2 separate regions of the Homo sapiens genome follow, and region 2 is linked to region 1. Evidence: chromatin loops called from intact Hi-C (ENCODE). Cell type or tissue: IMR-90. All regions are shown on one strand. Links, peaks and the distances in the headings refer to the core of each region. The heading gives the core; the rest is flanking DNA.

Region 1 (2,908 bases), core at 224-2,723:
GTCAGGGAGACACTGGAAGGAGACTGGAAGGCAGGAAGAAGGAATTTTTCTGTTCATGATCACTCCCCTGGCAGGGTCAGCATCAGTAGTGGGTGACTGGGCTGCAGCAGGCAGCGACGGTCTCAGCAGAGGCAGCAGGGGTGAGCACAGGTGCCTGGGTTCCAGCAGCCACGAGGGCAGCCACACTTCCGATGGCTCTGCAGTTCCCATAGCTCCTTCTGTCCACAGTCCCCATCACGCCCTCAGTTCGCCATATATTCAGCTTCTTTTGGATCTACAGGCCTTCATCATCTGCATTTTCTTTCCATTAGCTCCATTTCCTTCCATCCCTAGCAGGAATCTATGAACTATCCTTGAACTCAGAGTTCTCTTGCAGGCACCCTCAACATCTTCATCTTGTTGGCCTCCTGGGAATGGCACCTGCTCTGCAGCTCCCCGTCCTGGATGCATCCTGTAGCCCCACTTCTCTTCCAGGTGCTGGTGACCCTCACTTCTAGAAAACAGCACGGGCCCTGCCAGCCCCAGTCCCCGCGCTGCTGCATGGACACTATGGCTCCCTGTGCCTCCCTGTCTCTCAGTTGATGACTTGCTGCCTCATCAATAGGTTGTTGTCTGACACCTCTATCATCTGTGACAAGAGGTTGTGTTTTTGTTTTGTTTTTTAATAATAGAGATAAGGGCCAGGTGTGGTGGCTCACACCTGTAATCCCAGCACTTGAGGAGGCTGAAGCAGGCGGATCACTTGAGGTCAGGAGTTCGAAACCAGCCTGGCCAACATGGTGAAACCCCGTCTCTACTAAAAATACAAAAATCAGCCAGGTGTGGTGGTGTGCGCCTGTAGTCCCAGCTACTCAAGAGGCTAAGACACGAGAATTGCTTGAACCTGGGGATTGAAGGTTGCAGTGAGCCAAAATCACGCCACTGCACTCCAGCCTGGGCAACAGAGCAAGACTTCATCTCAAAAAAAAAAAATAATAATAATAATAATAGTGATGGAGTTTTGCCATATTGCCCAGGCTGGTCTCGAACTCCTGGGCTCAAGCGATCCTCCCATCTCAGCCTCCCAAAGTGCTGAGATTACAGGTGTGAGCCACCACGCCCAGTCTAGAGAGTTTTCATACCACAAAGTTGAAGGTGAACCTGTAGAACCCATAAACTGTTGACAAAAGAAAAAAGCGGGAAGCAGCCTTGGGTTATCTCCAGCACACCCACCAGAGGGCAGCAGACACTGGCTAAAGCTCTTAGTCATAAGTCCTGAGTGCTGGAAACAGTTGCAATGGCCAGCACGTGGGCAGAGCTCACCGCAGACAGTCCTCAGAGGTCGGAATCTGCCGTGCATCTGGCAATCTCTCTGCTGCCCCTGCCCCAGCCTGCCCTTAGCTCATCTCTCTGGAGCCCAGTGGTAGTCTTCATGGGCTCTCCTGCTTCAGGCTGTCCTGACTTAAGGAATGTCCCCACTGCCCTCATCCCTTCACAGCTCCTCTGCAGATCAGAGTGCAAGCCAGAGTCCTACAGTGGCCTCACAGCCCTGGCTGCTTGGAATCCTTACCCGTTCCCCACTCACTGTGGCACCACCAGGCTCCGCGCTGTTATTCCAGGCCTCAGAGACGGGCACACTCAGGGGCCATGTGCTTCTGTTCCCTTTGTTTATGAGCTATTCCCCCAGGTGTCTGCAGAGCACGCTTCCTTGAACTCCTTCAGGCCTTCCCTGAGCACACCCTTGTAAGTACACACAGACGGCACCACCACATCCCTTTCAGCAGGACCCAGGGGAAGAGCAGTCACCAGACACCCTCCAGCTCTCTGTTCCTGCAGGGCCCAGCACGGCTGCATACAGCCTCACCTGAGGTCACACCCTTCCTAAGGCAGCCTTCATCTGGTGACTGAGCAAAGCAGGGGCTATAAAGAACTGGCCATTTCCATCTCATGTGAGACTCTGTCCGACTGTCTAACTTCTCCAAGACTTTGTTGGGTGCCCATCACTGTTCAAGTTCTCCTGCCCCATCCTGCTTCCGCCTCCTTCCTTCCACAGGTGTTGGCCTCATATTCCATCTCAGTAAATGCCTCTGAAGAGCCCACACCTGTAATTCTAGCACTTTGGGAGGTCGAGGCAGGAGGATCACTTGAGGCAAGGAGTTTGAGACCAGCCTGGGCAACATAGTGAGACACTATCTCTACAAAAAATTAAATTAGCTGAGCATGGTGGTGCACACCTGTGGTCCCAGATACTCAGGAGGCTGAGATTGGTGGATCACTTGAGACTAGGAAGTTGAGGCTGCCATGAGCCATGACTGCACCACTGCACTCCAGCTTGGGCAGCAGGACAAGAACCTGTCTCAAAATGAATAAATAAAAAGAAAGTTGTTCCAGTCACCTGTCTGGCATGTGTACAGCTCTGGGAGACACTCTGCTGGCTTTTCCCAGACGCCAGCCAGCTCCTCCACTTTGACAACTCTTGCCTGCCCAGGCCTCTCCTACTTCTGCCTCACTCCCAGCTGGGGTTTCCTTCCTCATAAAGGACCTCCACTCAGCTCAGCCTTTGGGGAAGCAAGGCTAAATACACTCTTTTGTCATCTTTTGTGACCCTCTTGCAAGCACATCTTTCTCCAGCTATACCATAGGTCCTTGTCTCATTCCTCACATTTTTTGGCACCTACTGTATCAGAGGTATTCTTCTAGATGCTAGGGATACATGACCTCAGGTTATCTGCCTGCCTCAGCCTCCCAAAGTGCTGGGATTACAGGAGTGAGCCACGGCACCTGGCCGCCAGTGCATGTTTTAGACCAGCCACTGAAGCCACAGCACTGGCTGCCTCAGAAGGGGTGGGGCAGGAGGCTGGGAGGGGCTAAACCAGGACTTGCAGTGGGGACGGGGAGAGGAGAAATGTTAAAAAAACTATCCAGGGCC
Region 2 (2,908 bases), core at 157-2,656, 70 kb after region 1:
CTGTGAAATCACCATTAAAAGGGGATTCTGATTTGAATCCCCAATTCCTGTCCACAAATATTTCTCCCATTAAAAGCCTCATGTATGGTTCATTTAAAAAAAAAAAAAAAATCATTCCTAAGAGCCCACTATGAAGCACTGGCCTGATAGACTCATAAGGGAAAACAAAGACAGCTCCATCTCTTCCTACTGTTTTCTCCCTTTCCTTTTCCCTTCCTTTCCTTTTGTTTGTTTCTTTCTTTTTTTTTTGACAGTCTCACTGTGTTGCCTAGGCTGGAGTGCAGTGGCATGACCTTAGCTCATTGCAACCTCTGCCTCCTGGGTTCAAGCAATTTTCGTGCCTCAGCCTCCCAAGTAGCTGGGATTACAGGTGCCCACCACCACGCCCAGCTATTTTTTTTGTATTTTTAGTAGAGATGGGGTTTTGCCATGTTGCCCAGGCTGGTCTTGAACTCCTGAGCTCAGGCAGTAAGACTGCCTCAGCCTCCCAAAGTGCTGGGATTACAGGCGTGAGCCACTCTTCCTATTGTTTTCTAATTAGTGACAGAAAACCCTACAGTATTCAATACTGTTGTTCAATACTGAGGGACATGAACACTAACAGAATCATTTGAGAGATGAGAATCATATGAGAATCAATGTAGTTTTTTTCTTTAAATCCAGGGGCTTTACTATCTATGTAAGGACAACTGTATGAAACTGAATATAGGTTAGAACACAGTACCAAGACAGCTAGAAATAAGAAAGCTTGATCTTGAAAAATGTGGAGATGGGACCATTTGATAGCTAACTGGCAATTAAAATACAGAAAGCAGTATTGAACACTGAAGAACACTAAAATACCTCCTGTATTCAGTTTCACAATGAGCCTTCTGACCCTTTAGAATGTTTAGCCAACTTTTTCTATAAAGAGCCAGATAGTAAATATTTTAGTCTTTGCCAGCCATATGGTCTGTGTCACAACTATTCAACTCTGCAAAGTAAGCATGAAGGCAGTCACAGATGATACACAACAAATGGACGTGGCTGTGTTCTAATAAATACATCTTTATTTATGAACCCTAAAAGGTTAATTTCACAAATTTTTCATGAGACATAAAACATTATTCTTCTTTTGATATCCTCCTCCAACCATTTAAACTATAAAAACCACTCTTAGCTTACAACCTGTATGAAAAACAATTGATGAGCCAGATTTCAACCTAGGCTGTAGGCGATCCCTGCTTTGGATATGATGGTAAACATTCACTAGTTCTTAAACCAAGCGATTTGGCTGCTGGGCTTGTTTTGTTTTGTTGAGACAGAGTCTCATTTTCTACTCAGTTTGGAGTGCAGTGGTGCAATCACAGCTCAGTTCACTGCAACCTCAACCACATAAACTCAAGCGATCCCCCTGCCTCAGCCTCTCAAGTAGCTGGAACTACAGGTGAGCACCACCATGCCTGGCTAATTTTTAAATTTTTTGTAGAGATGGGGTCTCACTACGTTTCCCAGGCTGGTAGTCTTGTTTTTTTTTTTTTTTGAGACAGAGTCTAGCTCTGTCACCCAAGCTAGAGTGCAGTAACACGATTTCAGCTCACTGGAACCTCTGCTTCTTGGGTTCAAAGGATTCTCCTGACTCAGCCTCCTAAGTAGTTGGGACTACAGGTGTGCACCACCATGCCTGGCTCTTTTTTTTATTTTTTATTTTTAGTAGAGACGGGGTTTCACTATGTTGGCCAAGCTGATCTTGAACTCCTGACCTCAAGTGATCCACCCACCTCAGGCTCCCAAAGTGCTGGGTTTGCAGGTGTGAGCCACCGCACCTGGCCGTAGTCTTGGTTTTAAAGAGTAATAAATTAAGAAGAATAGTTTAATGGAAACAATCAAGGCTTTAATTTTTTTTTTTTCTTTTTTGAGACAGAATCTCGCTGTGTCGCGATCCTGGCTCACTGCAACCTCCGCCTCCTGGGTTCAAGCAATTCTTCTGCCTCAGCCGCCCGAGTACCCGGGATTACAGGTGTGCGCCACCATACCCGGATAATTTTTGCATTTTCTGTAGAGACAGCGTTGCACCATGTTGCCCAGGCTGGTATTGAACTCCTGACCTCAAGTGATCTGCCCGCCTCGGCCGCCCAAAGTGCTGGGATTACAGGCGTGAGCCACCGCGCCTGGCCTGAAATTTTTTTATGTAGGACAAATTATATTCTCTACAGAATAAGAAAAAGAGAATCAATGTAGTTTTTCTTTAAATCTAGGGACTTTACTATCTATGTAAGGACAACTATGAAACTGAATATAGGTTAGAAGACAGTACTGAGACAGCTAGAAATAAGAATGCTTAATCTTGAAAAATTTGGAGATTGGACCAAATTACAATACACAAAGCAGTACTGAAGATAATTCAAATACAGACTCTCTGTCACTATAGAAAGAGGTCTATCTAAACAAAGACATACAAAGCTTCAAACCACACCCTGCCTATCTCCAGTGGCTGTTCCTTGATCTAAGAACCTGAGAGAGGAGCCCCTTACTTCAGGGGTGTCAATGAAGAGAACTACAATGAGGTATGAGAATTAGGAATAAGGGGCTGGGCACAGTGGCTCACACCTGTATTCCCAGCACTTTGCGAGGCCAAGGTGGGTGGATCACCTGAGGTCAGGAGTTCGTGACCAGCCTGACCAACATGGTGAAACCCCATTTCTACTAAAAATACAAAAATTAGCTGGGCTTAGTGGCATGCACCTGTAATCTCAGCTACTTGAGAGGCTGAGGCAGGAGAACTGCTTGAACCCGGGAGGTGGAGGTTGCAGTGAGCCAAGATTGCACCATTACACCCTAGCCTGGGCAACAAGAATGAAACTCCAAAAAAAAAAAAAAATAGGAATTAGGGTAGTCCAGTCTTCTAGGGACTACTTTTTAAAGCAAA

What was found. Hi-C counts contacts between places; a loop is a spot of excess contacts. Peaks named below come from ENCODE experiments on the same cell type or tissue, not always from the same donor. Only the 100,000 strongest peaks of a DNase experiment are listed, where the experiment ranks them.
Region 2: a loop joins it to region 1, with 7 times the contacts of the local background. A loop is called at or near these places in 4 of 110 quality-filtered maps.

What each region holds. Positions count from the first base shown.
Region 1 is chr3:47,521,063-47,523,970 of GRCh38, forward strand. No RefSeq gene overlaps it. Among named protein-coding and RNA genes, the nearest start is that of ELP6, 8.8 kb to the left of the region's middle. RefSeq lists an enhancer at 1,374-1,563. In IMR-90, for the core only: a CTCF peak has its summit at 1,213 (motif pointing right); a DNase peak (open chromatin) is centred at 1,249.
Region 2 is chr3:47,591,316-47,594,223 of GRCh38, forward strand. All of the region lies in intron 26 of SMARCC1 (SWI/SNF related BAF chromatin remodeling complex subunit C1), which reads right to left. Among named protein-coding and RNA genes, the nearest start is that of CSPG5, 14 kb to the left of the region's middle. In IMR-90, for the core only: no CTCF peak of the experiment used is centred there; no DNase peak of the experiment used is centred there; H3K27ac peaks cover 350 bases.